Regions from separate parts of the Mus musculus genome. Here region 1 is linked to region 2. The links are chromatin loops, found by intact Hi-C in ENCODE. Cell type or tissue: heart. All regions are shown on one strand. Links, peaks and the distances in the headings refer to the core of each region. The heading gives the core; the rest is flanking DNA. Region 1 has its middle 110 kb from the start of Gm31494. Region 2 holds the start of Ift57 (intraflagellar transport 57).

The links. Peaks named below come from ENCODE experiments on the same cell type or tissue, not always from the same donor. Only the 100,000 strongest peaks of a DNase experiment are listed, where the experiment ranks them.
Region 1: it touches region 2 in a loop (3-fold over the local background); 4 of 42 quality-filtered maps call a loop at or near these places.

Annotation. Positions count from the first base shown.
Region 1 is chr16:49,525,624-49,533,962 of GRCm38, reverse strand. No RefSeq gene overlaps it. Among named protein-coding and RNA genes, the nearest start is that of Gm31494, 110 kb to the left of the region's middle. In heart, for the core only: a CTCF peak has its summit at 4,716 (motif pointing left); no DNase peak of the experiment used is centred there; H3K27ac peaks cover 1,316 bases.
Region 2 is chr16:49,693,999-49,702,337 of GRCm38, reverse strand. Ift57 (intraflagellar transport 57) reads right to left here and starts at 3,044. Exons shown (of 11, transcript NM_028680.3): 1 at 2,789-3,044; 2 at 322-484. The coding sequence starts at 3,000. In heart, for the core only: no CTCF peak of the experiment used is centred there; a DNase peak (open chromatin) is centred at 3,187; H3K4me3 peaks cover 1,719 bases; H3K27ac peaks cover 1,125 bases.

The DNA.
Region 1 (8,339 bases), core at 232-8,231, 170 kb after region 2:
GCAGACTCGCCTGTCTGGGACTCTGTATAGCTGAAGGAAACTGGGAGGTTGGGGTGAAGCCATCAATCTTGACAGTAGTCACTGATCTTTGCCAGCTCAAGTTTTTGGCCCCTGGGTATTCTGTATGAGGGATCACAGTGCCATTTACTGACCTTATGAGTAAGAAATGAACATCTGCTCCTTCACATTTGCCAGCCTAATCAGTTGTGAATTTTTCTGGTGGCCAGCTCCCACGTAGAACCCTGCAGGGAGGAATTCTGGGACAGCTCTCCTGCTTAGTTACACTGTAGCAATACAAAGCCTCCGTGTAGCCTGCCACTGTCTTAGGTGAAACTGTTTACCTTAGCAGTTAAAAGTCCACAGGAGGCTCTCCATGTGCGTCAGTTAGGAAGGTCTTAATTGCACATTTGACATGCCTAACTGGGGCAAGGTCTGCATCACAGTGCTTAGCCACCAGAGCTAAAAATAGAGCATTGAATGAAAGCGCTAGTTAAGCAAAGTCAGCTACCTTCATAACCACTTGCCAACCTGCCCTCCGCCCTGTGGCACACAATTAGCCTAAAGAAATCTTCTACTAATCTTATATATTAAGAAGCAACAGGGATTAAAAGAAAAAGTACTCTTTTAGCATCCGCATTCAAGATGTTCTTGTATCTGTTTAGTCTTTGGTGCTCAATGTTAGAATGTAGTTTTCTTTCATTTGAGGATCAAAAGGCTCCAGCCACTCTGAAAGCAATGGATGGCATTCCATGTAATTTTTACATTTCTTTAATCACCTTGTTTAAAGTGCCTTCTACACTACATAAACATGTCTTTCTCAAGTGCCTCTTTCAAACGCAATTTAAGTTTGATTAATAGATCAGCATCCTCCTTTTATTTCTCTGATCAATGTTTATAAAAAGGAACTCCTCTTTTTTTTTTTTTTCTGGAACCTGGAAAGCAGAGTGTATGCCAGTGCGTTCTCTGACATTCCAGTGACTGTGAGCGGAGGAGCTCGCCCAGACCGGTCTGAGCCCTTTCCAGAGGTTTTTAAAGATCTCCATGAGCTTCTTGGGGAGGCAGGGAATTGAGGAGATTATCTGCTAGCAGACAGCAGGCCCTGGTGACTGCCCCAGGGACATGCTCTGTCACTCTCCATTTCTGCATCCCCTCCACCATTGGAAGAGATTCCGCAAGCACAGTTCCTTCAGGAAACGTTCCCTGTATTTACGGCAGTTGAAGGATTTTAGGCTCTTCTTCTGTGAATGGGGGGCAATCAGTCATCACACTGCCCAGCAAGGTATCCCTGTTCATCTCTTGCCGAAGCAATTTCTGCCTCACTTGTTTTATTCGTTCTTGGACACAGCTGTGACAAAGTGAAATGTGGGTGGGGTTTGAAGGCCCCGTGACCTCCCACAGCTGAGGACCATTGGAGTACTGCCCCTCCCTAAGCAAATCCTTTCTATGGCCTTGCTGGACAGGCTCTGCACAGTCCACCCCGAATCAGTGGGGTGATACTTCTCCAGCTGAGCCACCAGTCAAGCCACTCCCCTAGAGCCCTCCAACTGGGCCTTATGATTGAGACAGCTGTCCAGGTAGCAGTGGGATCTCTATGGAGCAACCAATGACTCAGCCTTCTCAGACTTAGATCTCAGTGTCTTCCACGTAGCCAAGTTTTAGCCTCCTTCGAAAAGGTCGATATTTATGATTGGCAATCCTATCAGTGTACCTTGTAGGAGTATTAGTAATTCATTTATCATAAACAAACAATCTAGGTACACACCAACCTTTGAAAATGAAAGGAGACTGTCATCTGCCCAGGGGACTGTCCTAGCTGCTTTACAGCCATTTAATGAAGGGTAGCTAATATCTCATTTTGCTAATCTCTTTTAACTTGTTTTCCTAAAGCTCAATCGCATTTACGAACGATGCTCCAGGGGAGGACCTCAGTAAAGAAGCTGAGGCCCTACTCCCCCTGCCTCATCCCCTATCCAACATTCAGTTCAGAGTTCTGTGTCCTTCCTTCACTTTGACCAGAAAATGAGGGCACTCCCTTCTGCTACTGCATTGGAACAGCCAGTTAATGAAGCACGGAACTGTAGCAAGATCCATTGTCTGTGCTTGGGGGAGTATTTGGGATAAAAAGAAGAGACCTATAACCCAGTCCTTGTCCTCCTTGCTGTGTGTCATTACCTCCATGTTAAGCATCTTCCCTTGTAGGTCTACATAGATACAGGACAACGCTATGTTCTAGGGTACCATGGAAAGTATTCATTTGGGATTCCCAGCCCATTCACTTGAGCTTTCCAAATCATCTTTGCTGCATGGATTTGTGAACAGGAGTCTATCTACACACATAAGGGTCCAAACTTGGGTCTAGTTAACCCTGAATCAAGCAATTACAAAATAAATAAATAAATAAATAAATAAATAATGCGTTCTTCTCAAATTACCCCTTCATCACTAACAGGGAAGGTTTTTTTGTTGTTGTTTTTGTTTTGTTTTATTTTTTTAAACAACCTAGATTCATCTCTTGTAATTCTTTTTAAAAAGAAAGAGAAGAAAAAAATCTGCTACATTGGTCCATAGGATGTTTGAGCCCTAGGCCAACACATTTCAAAAGTTAGAGCTCCTGAATATCTATCTCATTTTTCTAACCTTTTTTTTTTTTTTTTTTTTTTGCTTTAGCTTTGGGTTTATTGACTTGAGATTCTGCCATCTCTGCCCTTTCCTTGACTTCATTCAGCTCATGTTACTGCACCTAATGCTTGTAAAGGTATTGATTGACTTGTGTGTCTTATAAATACAAAAATAATACTGAAATAAAAACCCCACAATCATTATATAGATTTTTTTGTTGTTGCCTCTGACATGAACTAGTTGAAAGTATGAAAGGAATAATCAAGACTTTTGAGTACTGAGTGGGAAATCAAGTTTGGTTATGCTCCCAACATTTGTGACAGACACACAAGATCCATTTTGACAGCTGTTAATCCCTGGAATCTCAGAACGTGGTTGATAGTTTCCACCAACTGTAAGTCATAGTACGGTGTGTACAGGTTTGCCATGTTGTGGGACAGCCACCGCTGCTTGCTTCACCATTAGTTCAATGTCTCATTCTTCTCCTGGGCAGGGGGCACGGACTTAAAAAGTGATATGAATCAATAGGTATTCATTAGATTCAGTGACGTTTTAGCCCAAGTTATTTAATCAATTCAAAACCTCTTAGTAGATAATATTATCAGACATAAACACGCATATACCTGTGCACAGTGACTATTAGTGATAGTCAATGAACCTATGAGGCTGTGGGTTAGCAACCCAAGACGAGCATTTATATTTCAGTGCTGGTAGTTTTGTCAATAGAGGTATTCTAGTTAATCTGGAAAAAGCTATGTGAACTGTATATTTATTTAAGATTTGATTACAAGGATGCCCCAGTGTGACAATTATATCCAAAATGTGCCAACCTTCCTTTTGCTCAGCTAATGTCTTGTAGAGGACATGTTTGGTTGCAGCTTCAAGGTCAAGGGAGAACGCTCTGACTTCCTGTAGGGGAAAGCTGACCCCTGTCTCTCTGTCGCTGTCTCCCTGTCCTTGTCTCTGTCTGTCTGTCTCTCTCTTTTTCTCTCCCTCTCTCTCTTTCTCCCTCCCCATCTCTGTCTGTCTTTTAATCATTAGCCATAATCCAGTTTTGAGCAAAACCAGAGAATGGGCAGACATGACGCCAACCTTGTCCCTTCTGCCAAGCTGCTCCCTTAGCACAGGGGACCAGCCAATATCAACAGCCGGGAAATCTATGACAAGGCAACTGCCTCTGGAAGTCTCTGCTCCCTCCAGTTGCTGCTGTGACTTTGTGTTCTCAGCTGAACTTCATCCACTGGAGTCTAAATTCAGCTCAGACGCTCCTTGCCTGCCTCTGCTTGGAATGCAGAGATCAGCATGTGAAGGTCGTTTGAAGGATCCTATGTTCTATCCTGGGCATAGCTTTGTGAGAGGAAATGAGGGTAGGAAACATTTTACACATCCTCTCAAAGTTGTGATTTATAAAACTTAACTCTACCTGCTCCATATTTTGAGTAATTATTAATTCTCATTTCGAGTAACAACAGGGACATTTCTCTTGGTCCACAGCACCAACCCACCAGCTGGAAGTCAAAAACCTTAGGGTTCAATTTGGTCTTCTGTCCTTCCATCTCAGCCAAACTGTCCTAGCCAAAATTTTCTCAGTAGGAGAAAAATCCATTAGCAAGTCATTACAACATCCACATGTGCAAAACAGGAAACCAAACATCTTTCCAACACCTACCACTTGAACTTTCCAACTGACTCTCAGCTTCAGGTAATGGAGTTACAGAAAATGCAAATTTCCTGGAACTCTGATATAAATACCAGCAGGCAGAGGACAATTCTTTAAGTTCTGTGGACCTTGGTGCATCTGTTCTCACTGCCTTAATAGTGGTCCAGACTAGAGCTGGAGGAAGGTGATCTATTTAGTGGGCCAGTTTTTCCCAGCTGTACTCTGTGGAGCTCATGTTATTTTGAGAAAGGAGAAAAGGTAAGCAGGTAAATAGGGCCGTTCATGCCCCCACCCTCCGCTGTCATTTCAGCCATTCCAATGTGAAGCTCTTTAACTTCCCAAATGAAGAAAACATTTGAACCTACTGCAGCTTGAAGAACTGATGTCACATCTGCCACCTGATGTTCACATTTCAGTACTGGCTCCATCTGCTGGTAAACTTATGTCACTGGATCAAAATACTTGAGGCAATCCTTTCAGAGTTTTAGAGACAGCAAAACTGACTCATCTGCAGTTCCCTTTAGTCCAGAACTGCAGCAGAATACCATGTAGTAGCCATGTGATAGATAAAAGAATTGTCTTATCATGAGACAAAATTCACAGATCACATGAAGCACAAGAAAGAGGAAGACCAAAGTGTGGATGCTTTGGTCCTTCTTAGAAAAGGGGAAAGTACTCACAGGAGGAAACACGGAGACAAAAGTGAGGAGCAGAGACTGAAGGAAAGGCCATCCAGAGACTGCCTCACCTGGGGATCCATCCCATGTACAGTCACCAAACCCAGAAGCTATTGAGGATGCCAAGAGGTGCTTGTTGACAGGAGCCTGATATAACCTGAGAAGCTCTGCCAGAGCCTGACAAATATAGAAGCAGATACTCAGTCAACCATTGGACTGAGCACAGGGTCCCCAATGGATGAGTTAGAGAAAGGACTGAAGACGCTGAAGGGGTTTGCAACCCCATAGGAGGAACAACAATATCAACCAACCAGACCACTTTCTTCCCCTGACCCCAGACTCCCAGGGACTAAACCACCAACCAAAAGTACACATGGAGGGACCCATGGCTCCAGTTGCATATGTAGCAGAGGATGGCCTTGTTGGGTATCAATGGGAGGAGAGGCCCTTGGTCCTGTGAAGGCTCCATGCCCCAGTGTAGATGAATGCCAGGGCAGGGAGGTGGGAGTGGGTAGGTGGGTGGAGGAACACCTTCATAGAAGCAGGGGGGCTGTGATAGGGGGTTTTGGGTGGTGGGAACCTGGAAAAGGTATAACATTTGAAATGTAAATAAAGAAAATATCCATTAAAAATAACATGGGCATGTGTGCATAAGCAAAGGACCAGCAGAGCTTGAGATAAAGGAAGGCAAGGAGAACCAGGGTCCCAATGTCCCTTCATTGGCATGTCCCCAGTACCATTCTTCTATAAGGTCCAGTTTGTAACATTTCTATCACCCATCAATAATGGTGTATGCTAAGAACTAGGTCTTTAAGGTATAGCACTTTGGGGAACATTCATGATTTAAACTATAACATTCTGCTCTGGTCCAGTAGCTTACTGTTTTTCTCAGCACAAAGCAAATTAAGTCTATGTTCAGAATCTTAATCAATATTGGCCGTATTCAACAGTACAAATTCAGAGTCTACTCTGATACTTGAGACAAACTTCTGGGTGTGAGCCTTAAAAAATCAAAACAAAGAACATACCTGTAAGATCATGGCATGGGATAGACATTCCCAATCCAAAGGAGAGAATTCTGGGTCAAGAAAGGAAGAATCAGACAGAAACTCTATGGGACAAATGAACCTCAAGTTTCCATGTCCTGCATCTTGGGCAGATGATAGCATACTGGCTTTCCAAGGGCTTGGACAAAACTTTCTCTGGCTTTGCTGCTGGCTTCATTCCACGTGACCTATCTCAGGTTGGCTCTGCATGCTGTGTGTAGCCTCTTACGTCTAAGTCAGCTTTCCATGGCTGTGAGGAAATACTTGAAATAAACAACCTAGAAGCAGGAAAGATCTATTTGTGCTTCCAACTTGGAAGACTTCAGCCTATGATCACTTAGCTGTGTTGCTTTGGGACATGTTATGAAGCAGAGCACCACAATGGTGAGCCTGTGATAAACTCACTTTTTGGGAGGAGAGATTTTGAAGATATAGAGGAAGAGGATAGCCCCAATATCTTGATCAGACAAACATCCATTTTCTAGGCTCCAGACCACAGTGTTTCAGCTACCTTTCTATACTGTCGCAGGCAGACTACCAAATCTTGCATACATTGCTTTTAGGGGACATCACAGGTGCATATTCTTGCCGTCTCTCTTTCCAAGGATTCTCACTGCTGTACATATCATCCTAACAGAGGCTTCCATTGAGTTCTCTGACTCCACTGTTGTCTTTCTAAACTGATTTTGAAATTTAAGTTGAAGTCTTCATGACCCCCGTAACTGTGACATTTATCATATTGTGAAGCAGTATTATGTGGGGGTTGGCACCAAGGTCATAAGTGGGACCTTTACTAGGGCCCACTTGACCATGGCTACAGTCACTTGATCTGATGAGTGATCTGGTGTCCATACTCACAGGGGAAATGATTCGAGGAAAGAACTCCATCACTACTTCAGTGCCAGCTGAGGTCCAAAGACTCATATTTCAAAGGAGAGTCTTGAAGCAAGTTTATATGGCCATGCCTTTGACCCCATAATGAGCAAGAGTTTGTCAGTTCCTCTGGTGCCCTTGAGGAATCGTTCTTGCTATCCTGGTACAAAGTGCATGGTTTTCTAACACCATCGATTGCCTTAGCATGCTAGCAGCACTCCTATATCCTTATCAGCATCTTTGAACCCACTCATTTTTGGGGCTAAACTGTGTTACTTAGATATTTCCTCTATGTTTTGCTCCCATTTCTCATGATAAATTTGGCTAAAGTGGCCAATGGTATTCCAGTCACTGACTGAGCATCTCGAAATTTCCTCTGCCAGATCAATGTGTCACCTACAAAGCTTCACCCCCCACCCCCAGAGCAGGTCAGGGACAGAATGCACCTGGATTCTTGTCACAGTAAGACATTCAAATTACTTGCCAGAGTATGGCAATGATGGTCTCTTGATCCGTTTCCAAAAGAGACCTTATATTATCTGAAATCCTAGAAGCAAAACCTTTATTTTTGGAATTTCTATGAGCATTCTGGTCTCTGAGCCCTCAACTTCTTCTGCTCACAGCATCTAATCTTGCTTTACTCTGCTTTTACAAATTTGCCAGTTCTAAATGTTTCCAAATCACGCTACTGGACAGAGTCTGAAATGACCCAGTTTCTTTGGGCTTCTTTTCTGTAACAAGGTTTCTGTTAACATGTACCAAAATATCGGAGATAGTCAGCTTCAAAGAAGAAAGGTCTGTGCTATTGATTAATTGACTGACTGATTGGTTTGTTGATTTACTTGTCACGGTTTCAAGACTTTTAGGTCTTAAGCCAAGTTAGGCCAGGTTGCTTTTACATCTGCAACAAGGCTAGTGCATCACAGTGACATTGAACTCAGGAGGAAACTGCTCACCAGACTGCATCTAGGTAGGGAGGATGGAGGTACAGGGTCCCAATATCCCCTTTAAGATAGAAAGTGGCACCCTCTCGCCACTGGAGTCTAGGAAACAGAAATGGAAGTTCTCGAATCCCAATGCTTGTTTTAATCACACACTCAACTAGACTTCCTTCTATTAGGCTCTTCTTAAAAGTCTCAGTGTCTCCCCGTAGCACTGAATCAGTAACCAAACTTTTATACTTGATGTGTATTTTAGATACTGTTAAAGATTTCTGCTTTGTATCTTCCTCTTTGATTCTCTGACTTCCCTTCTACCACGCCCCTCCACAAACCTTCCCTCAGCAACCAGTGTCACTGGCCCATATTTACACATCTTTCCTCTGTACATTTAGCCAAGTTATTTCTACCATCAACAAGCCCATTCCTCCCTGTAGTTTATTCTTATGGTACACAGTTAAGTGTTAAGTTTTAAAGTTACTGAATCATAGATAGATACATGGGTTAACCAGTTAATTTAAGGAAC
Region 2 (8,339 bases), core at 83-8,082:
ATCCCGGGAGGGGAAGAGCTAAGCAGCTACCTAAGAATTTACTTTTGAGGCTTACAAAACTTAAAAAAAAAATATTATTAATCTGGCCTAAAGAGAGTCTATAGTAACATTTTTAGAAGTGGAAATCATGTTACATAAAGTATCAACCATTCTGGGAAGGTCTTACTTTAAAATAAATTTAAAAATCACTCATATCAGTCAATTATCAGTCTGTCTGTCTACTCTTCCAAAAGAGTCATCTGAAAGGCTAGTACCTGTTACTGAACTGTTACTATTGAAATCCACAGTCTGAGAATACGGAGAAGAGAGTATCTCACTTACAAAAGAGCGAAGCTCAGAGAGTATATTAGATATAGTTGCATTGGGATCGTCGTATTCTTGAGGCTGCTCAAAGGCACGGCCAGTTTTGTTGATCAGCCACGCAGCAAGAGTGCAAAACATGTAGAACTGCTCGCCTGGGTTGGTAGGCAGAGCAAAGTAGTGTCTGTTTCAAAGGAAGGGAGGATTGGATGTGTAAGCTAAAGCAAGTCAACAGTGAGTAAGTCCAAAGTTGCTAATTGTCCCTCAAGCATCCTTCATTAATACTCTTGAACGATCTAGTGATTCACGGCACTCAGAACGTTTCGAGCTAGTATCAAGGGACAATCCCTACAGCACACAAAATATTTGACCAAAACCCCCTACAACCAGGGAATGGAAGGTAGTAATTTTTGAGAATGGCATGAAGGTTTGGTCAAAATCAATTAACTGGTCATGAGTAAGTTCCTCCGCCCCCCAAGTGGCAACTGTGGATTTAAAGAGACTAATAACTTAGCATGTTTTTACTGGTTGTAGCCTACCAGCTATGCCAAACATCTTAGCTACATATTCCAATCAACTCCTTAAAGTGCTGCCAGGAGCGTCTTCCCTCAGTCCTGCACAACCATAACTTATGGGAATGGAACCCTACACAGGTACATTTCAGAGGTTCCCAACTTAGATGGTGCAGGGTTTCAGAAAGGAACAAGAACCTCCATGAGGTCCCCACACGTCACCACTGCTGCACTTTGCTAATTCCATTACTGTACTAGATATGTTCCCATGAGGGTAGATTTGTACAGAGCTAAGGAGGACATAAAAGGTACAACTAGCATCATCCAAAAGGTGAATCAGAGATCTGCTTTGTTTTCTCTATGTTGCTATCACTATTACATACATATATATATACACATATATATAATATGAATTTAAAGAGACTAATGACTTATGTTTTTAAATGTGTGTGTATGTATAAAACCAATTACATAAGAATCAGTGATCTATACTTCTATTTTCTAAACTTTTTCCATCCAGAAAGTATAAATGTTCAGGTACAGGTTTACAAGGAATTTACCCACCAATAACTGTTTATTCCTTATTATCACTCCTTGAGGCCAGAGGAAGGGACACTGACAGATACTGTGGGCCTGTGATGGGGATTCGGCAGCATGAAGGTATATCAGAATCACCTACAGATGTTTTATCTCCAGACCTTCTGAAAAGGCAGACCTGGACAAGAGCCTGACAACTTCTTCCTACATCCCCAGGTGATGTGGACGTGCTAGTCTGATGGTGACACCTTGACCTACTGGCTAGAATATCTCCACACAAATCCGTGGTACAAAGTGTCTTGCTCAAGCTTTGAGTTTCAGTACAGCAAGGCATTAATAAGAGCTCGTTAATAATATTACTATTAATAGTAAGTCCACTTTCCCTTTGTTTGACAGATAAATTTGAAAAACTTAACACTTTTATCCCCACCAAAAATGTTGGCCATCTATATTACTATGACCAATTTATTTTAAATAATAATCCCAATCTAGAAACTTCTATTATGGATCAGGATCAAGATGATCTTTCTTCTCTAATTTTTCTCCTTTTACAGACTAACTTGGCATTGTGGGCAGATTTTATACAAGAATTCTTCCAGACCTGTCTGGAAGAGGGTAAGAGCTTAAAACTGCCAAGAGAAATGATATGTGTCCCATTGATGGAAAAGAAAGTACGATAAATAACTCTTTAATTTCTTCTTACAGAATAAAACAAACACGGGATTTAGAGGGAAAAAAAAGCAATAGAACACAGTTATCACTAAGCTACCATGATTACAGGAGGGACTTTTGTCTATCACTCTTGACAACTATAGGCTCTGCCTTGGGGATATTCCAAACTTTCCCCACTACCGCAAGCGGGAACTTTAGGTCCTATATTGAGGGCCATTCCAAACACTTATTTCATTTGCCTTCTCCACTTCCCATTTTCTAAGAGTATTGTTGCAAAAGCACTAAGTCGTTTGAACCATAGTAATTAGCCCACAAGTTTACTTACTACATAACAAGTGCTGCTCAGAAATGTCCTAAGTATTCACAGTTGTTAGTTTACAAAGTCTAGCAAAGGAAAACATAAACTAGAAAGAGATCTAAATGATAAGGGCGCTCATCGCTAGAGATAGGTTTTTCTACCCTTTCTACTTTGGGTATTTTATTATATTTAAAACAAGATTTGTGTTTGGTAGACGGTGCGTGACTGTTTTGAAAAATGGGCAGACTGTCTTCCCCAGTCCTCCCTGCCATTACAAAACTTGTTTACTTTCTCCACAAAATGATCAAGTCTGAAAAACTACACCTTCCACAGTGCGGAAGTTTCCTTCCTGAGCACAGAAGCCAGAGGAAGGGATGTAAGGACCCCCGCGCGGGGTCTTCGCCTCACCTAAGGGGGAGCGTCCCCCTGGGGTCCAGCCAGCACCCGGCGCTGGGGGCAAGGCACGCACCTGGACGGGGGCTTCAGATTGCTCTTTCGGAGTAGCTCCTCCTCGTAGCGGAGCAGCTTCAGCTTCTCCACTAAGTCTTCCATCACCACGAACATGTGGTAGGCCGCTCCTGGCCCGCGCTCCACCACAGCCTCCCCTGCGCCTTCCCCGCGAGCCCGAGACACCCCATCGTCCAAGCCCGACGGCGGGATCACCGCGGCCGCGGCGGCCATCCCTGCTCAGACCCCCAGCGCCCGGCTGGGCTCCGGCCAGGATCTCTGCAGCCTTCGCCGCCCGCACCCCACAGACCGCACAGTCCCCACCGTTACCAGGCAACCGCAGGGCAGCCGGTCACCACGGCAACCAGACCCGCCTCCTTCGCTCCCAGCCGGCCTCTCTAAATTTTCACCAATCAAAGCTGGATTCTTACGTGACGTCACGCCATGCTGGTCCCTGGCCTAGGGGGTAGCTCCGCCCTATGGGCGTGGCGCATCGTCCCCCACCTCTTCCGCCTCTCCCGCGCGCCTTAAAGGCGTAGGGTCCCCAGCTATTTAGCGCTGCATGCTGAGTACAGCCAAGAGGAGCACAGGATCTGGTATTCTGCTCAGGGCTGCTGAATGAACAGACATCTGGTCATCGAGGTAGCAATTCAAAGGACTGAAACGAAGCAGAACAGAGTGTTGGAGGTTATGCTTGCTCAGTGATTCTTGTTTTATTTTCTCAAAGTGGGAAGTTGTGGTGAAACTCGCTGTCCTTAGGTTCACATTACCTCAGAAATTCCACCCGCAAGACTGCTAGTCTATTTCTTAACTTAATTGCTTATTAGATAGTGCTAGACTTACGAGTATATTCTAAATAAGACTTAAAGTCTTACAATGATCTTATCTCACTCCATTAGGAAAGCGGTTGCTTGGAAGAGGGCAGCTTGGGAAAAGATTTATACCACACACACATTGGCCTCAATCTGTTCCGAGCCCATGCAGATTTAAATTCTTGAGTACTAATGAAATCCCACAAAATATAGTATCTGGAAAGGAAGTGCTGCATTGTAGCACTTACATTTAGATAAGAACATTTCTGCTATTATGTCAGCACGTATTGACCTAGAAAACACATGGAGACATAACTGACCAGGGATGTGACTTATCCTTACAATAAAGTACTGCATCAGGCAATCTTTCTTGTAGTTAAAGATAAGAAGTGAAGCGAAGAGAAGTTGCCTAGCTACTTCTTAAGATAACTCAGAAGCAAGAGGTGTAACATTTGTCTGATTAACCCTGTGCCTGTTAAGGGGTCATCAACAGCTTATATCACACCCTAAATAATGTAGCAGGATCATATTTTTGACATAATTAAAATCTGAATCATATTTGTAAAAATCCTTGTGATAAAAGGAAGAGTTTTTCTTTCTAATCAGCCTTGTTTCTAATGCTAATAAAGGTATCCAAATGAAAAACATTGCTATTCATCAAATAAAAGACACACATAAAACTACTGATTTATGTAGAAAATAAAATGGAGATGAGAAATCCAAGGATAACTGGGTAATTGCACGCCTCACAGGTGGAGGTCAGAGGACAACCTTCTATATCAGTCCTCAACTACTACTTTGAGACAGACAGCTTTTCTGTAAACTTTTTTTAAATTTCTTTTGTTTTAATTAGGTATTTATTTCATTTACATTTCCAATGCTATCCTAAAAGTCCCCCGCCCACTCCCCCACCCACCCATTCCCACTTTTTGGCCCTGACATTCCCCTGTACTGAGGCAGATAAAGTTTGCAAGTCCAAAGGGCCTCTCTTTCCACTGATGGCCAACTAGGCCATCTTTTGATACATATGCAGCTAGAGTCAAGAGATCCAGGGTACTGGTTAGTTCATATTGTTGTTCCACCTACAGGGTTGTAGATCCCTTTAGCTCCTTTGGGTACTTTCAATAGCTACTCCATTGGGGGCCCTGTGATACATCCAATATCTGACTGTGAGCATCCACTTCTGTGTTTGCTAGGCCCTGGCATAGTCTCACAAGAGACAGCTATATCTGGGTCCTTTCAGCAAAATCTTGCTAGTGTATGCAATGGTGTCAGCGTTTGGAAGCTGATTATGGGATGGATCCCTGGGTATGGCAGTCTCTAGATGGTCCATCCTTTTGTCTCAGCTCCAAACTGTGTCTCTGTAACTCCTTCCATGGGAGTTTTGTTCCCAATTCTAAGAAGGGGCAAAGTGTCCACACTTTGGTCTTCGTTCTTCTTGAGTTTCATGTGTTTAGCAAATTGTATCTTGGGTATTCTAAGTTTCTGGGCTAATATCCACTTATCAGTGAGTACATATTGTGTGAGTTCTTTTGTGATTGTGTTACCTCACTCAGGATGATGCCCTCCAGGTCCATCCATTTGCCTAGGAATTTCATAAATTCATTCTTTTTAATAGCTGACTAGTACTCCATTGTGTAAATGTACCACATTTTCTGTATCCATTTCTCTGTTGAGGGGCATCTGGGTTCTTTCTAGCTTCTGGCTATTATAAATAAGGCTGCTATGAACATAGTGGAGCGTGTGTCCTTCTTACAGGTTGGAACATCTTCTGGATATATGCCCAGGAGAGGTATTGCTGGATCCTCCAGTAATACTATGTCCAATTTTCTGAGGAACCACCAGACTGATTTCCAGAGTGGTTGTACAAGCTTGCAATCCCACCAACAATGGAGGAGTGTTCCTCTTGCTCCACATCCTTGCCAGCATCTGCTGTCACCTGAATTTTTGATCTTAGCCATTCTGTCTGGTGTGAGGTGGAATCTCAGGGTTGTTTTGATTTGCATTTCTCTGATGATTAAGGATGTTGAACATTTTTTTCAGGTGCTTCTCAGCCATTCGGTATTCCTCAGGTGAGAATTCTTTGTTTAGCTCTGAGCCCCATTTTTTAATGGGGTTATTTGATTTTCTGGAATCCACCTTCTTGATGTGTGTGTGTGTGTGTGTGTGTGTGTGTGTGTGTGTGCGTGTATATATATATATATGAATGATATTAGCCCCCTATCTGTGTGTGTGTGTATATATATATATATATATATATATATATATATATGATATTAGCCCCCTATCTGATTTAGGATAGGTAAAGATCCTTTCTCAATCTGTTGGTGGCTTTTTTTGTCTTATTGATGGTGTCTTTTTCCTTACAGAAGCTTTGCAATTTTATGAGGTCCCATTTGTCAATTCTCGATCTTACAGCACAAGCCATTGCTGTTCTATTCAGGAATTTTCCCCTGTACCCATATCTTCGAGGCTTTTCCCCAATTTCTCCTCTATAAGTTTCAGTGTCTCTGGTTTTATGTGGAGTTCTTTAATCCACTTAGATTTGACCTTAGTACAAAGAGATAGAAATGGATCAATTCACATTCTTCTACATGATAACCACCAATTGTGCCAGCACCATTTGTTGAAAATGCTGTCCTTTCCCCACTGGATGGTTTTTGCTCCCTTGTCAAAGATCAGGTGACCATAGGTTTGTGGGTTCATTTCTGGGTCTTCAATTCTATTCCATTTGTCTACTTGTCTGTCGCTATACCAGTACCATGCCATTTTTATCACAATTGCTCTGTAGTACAGCTTTAGGTCAGGCATGGTGATTCCACCAGAGGTTCTTTTATCCTTGAGAAGAGTTTTTGCTATCCTAGGTTTTTTGTTATTCCAGATGAATTTGCAGATTGCCCTTTCTAATTCGTTGAAGAATTGAGTTGGAATTTTGATGGGGATTGCATTGAATCTGTAGATTGCTTTTGGCAAGATAACCATTTTTACTATATTGATCCTGCCAATCCACGAGCATGGGAGATCTTTCTATCTTCTGAGATCTTCTTTAATTTCTTTCTTCAGAGACTTGAAGTTCTTATCATACAGATCTTTCACTTCCTTAGTTAGAGTCACACCAAGGTATTTTGTATTATTTGTGACTATTGAGAAGGGTGTTGTTTCCCTAATTTCTTTCTCAGCCTGTTTATCCTTTGTGTACAGAAAGGCCATTGACTTGTTTTAGTTCTGTAAACTTCTAAGGCAGCAGTTCTCAACCTTGTGGGTCACAAGACCCCTCTTGGGTGTGTGTGGGGTCACATATAGGATATCCTTCATATCAGATATTTGTATTATGATTCATAACAGTAGCAAAATTACAGATATGAAGTAGCAATGAGAACAATTACATGGCTGTGGTCACTACAATATGAGGAACTGTATTAAAGGGTTATAGCCTTTCGAGAACCACTGGTCTAGGGGATTCTCCCATCTCTGCCTTCTATATTTCTGTAGAACTGTAAACCCACACTATAGTCCTCCTGTTTATATAGGTTCTGGGGAATTGAACTTAAGTCTACACACCTGCAGCACAATGTTTACCCACTGAGCTGTATCCACAACCTTAGAACCGCTTTTTAAATAGCCTTGCTTTGTAAGTCATGAGCTAGTGGCTATTAGTAGAGACAAATGGAGAGATTTAGTTTGCTTCTACCCCCTGTCAAATTAGCTTTTAATTTTCTTAGCTATCCTACAACAGTGATTACCCCCAGACATGACCATATTTAATGACCACACATGGAAGTTGAGAGCCTTACAAGATGAAGATGAAGCTTTTTAGAAATAAAATAAGAGTCACAAATATTCATACAAACAACAAGCGTTTCATGGGTTTTAAATGACTCTTGAAAGGCTCTGGGATAGCAGGGGTGGGCGTTCCCTCAGAGCATGCTGCCTGCATGAGGTGTTCTGACATCTCGGAAGGTTATGCAGCACAGTAGGAAATAGTCAAATACTGCTTCGTAGATGACTTTCTATACTGTATGTATTTTGACTTGGCGGGAAGTTATACTTTTTCCAGAATCCAGCCATTTCCTTCCCAGACTTGGTCTGGTTTGCAAGCAGGTAAAGAATTAGTTTTCCATTGAAAATGTGAAGAAAGGAAAAAAAGAAAGAAATGAAGAAAGGAAGGAAGGAGAAAGAAAAAAGAGGGAGGGAGGGAAGGAGGGAGGGAAGGAAGGACAGAGGAAAGAACTAAGGAAGGACTAAAGTATAAACTATTCCCAATAATTCTGGCACATAAACAATAAAAAGAGAGAAAATTAAATTCTTCACCACATTATGGTTTCCCACAGAGGGAAAATAGAAAAGAACATAGAAATATCATTTAACTTTAATAAGCAGAGATGTTTCCACATGTCCTTATTTATCTGTAAGAGCTGCCGACAACTGACAGCCCTTTTCTTGGTGGAAATAGTTCCCTTCATGAGAATATCCACTCATATCCTCTTCCGAGTTATCTCAGTGACGGGGAAGCTCCATACTGTATTTTTAATAGCTTTTTTTTTTTTTCTGCAAGACTAACCCTGTGACTATGGTGTCAGATAGGGCTGAAAGAGATTGGAATGCCGCAGCAAGTGCACACTTCCAGTAAAGACTTATCCTCACAGTCCTCTTGACCACTATTTGTGGTCAGGCTTCAGATCATTTCATTCCTTACACACCATCTATGAAATGATTGGAAGTAGTTTGTAAGACTTTGAGAAGAAAGCCTTTCTATGTCTG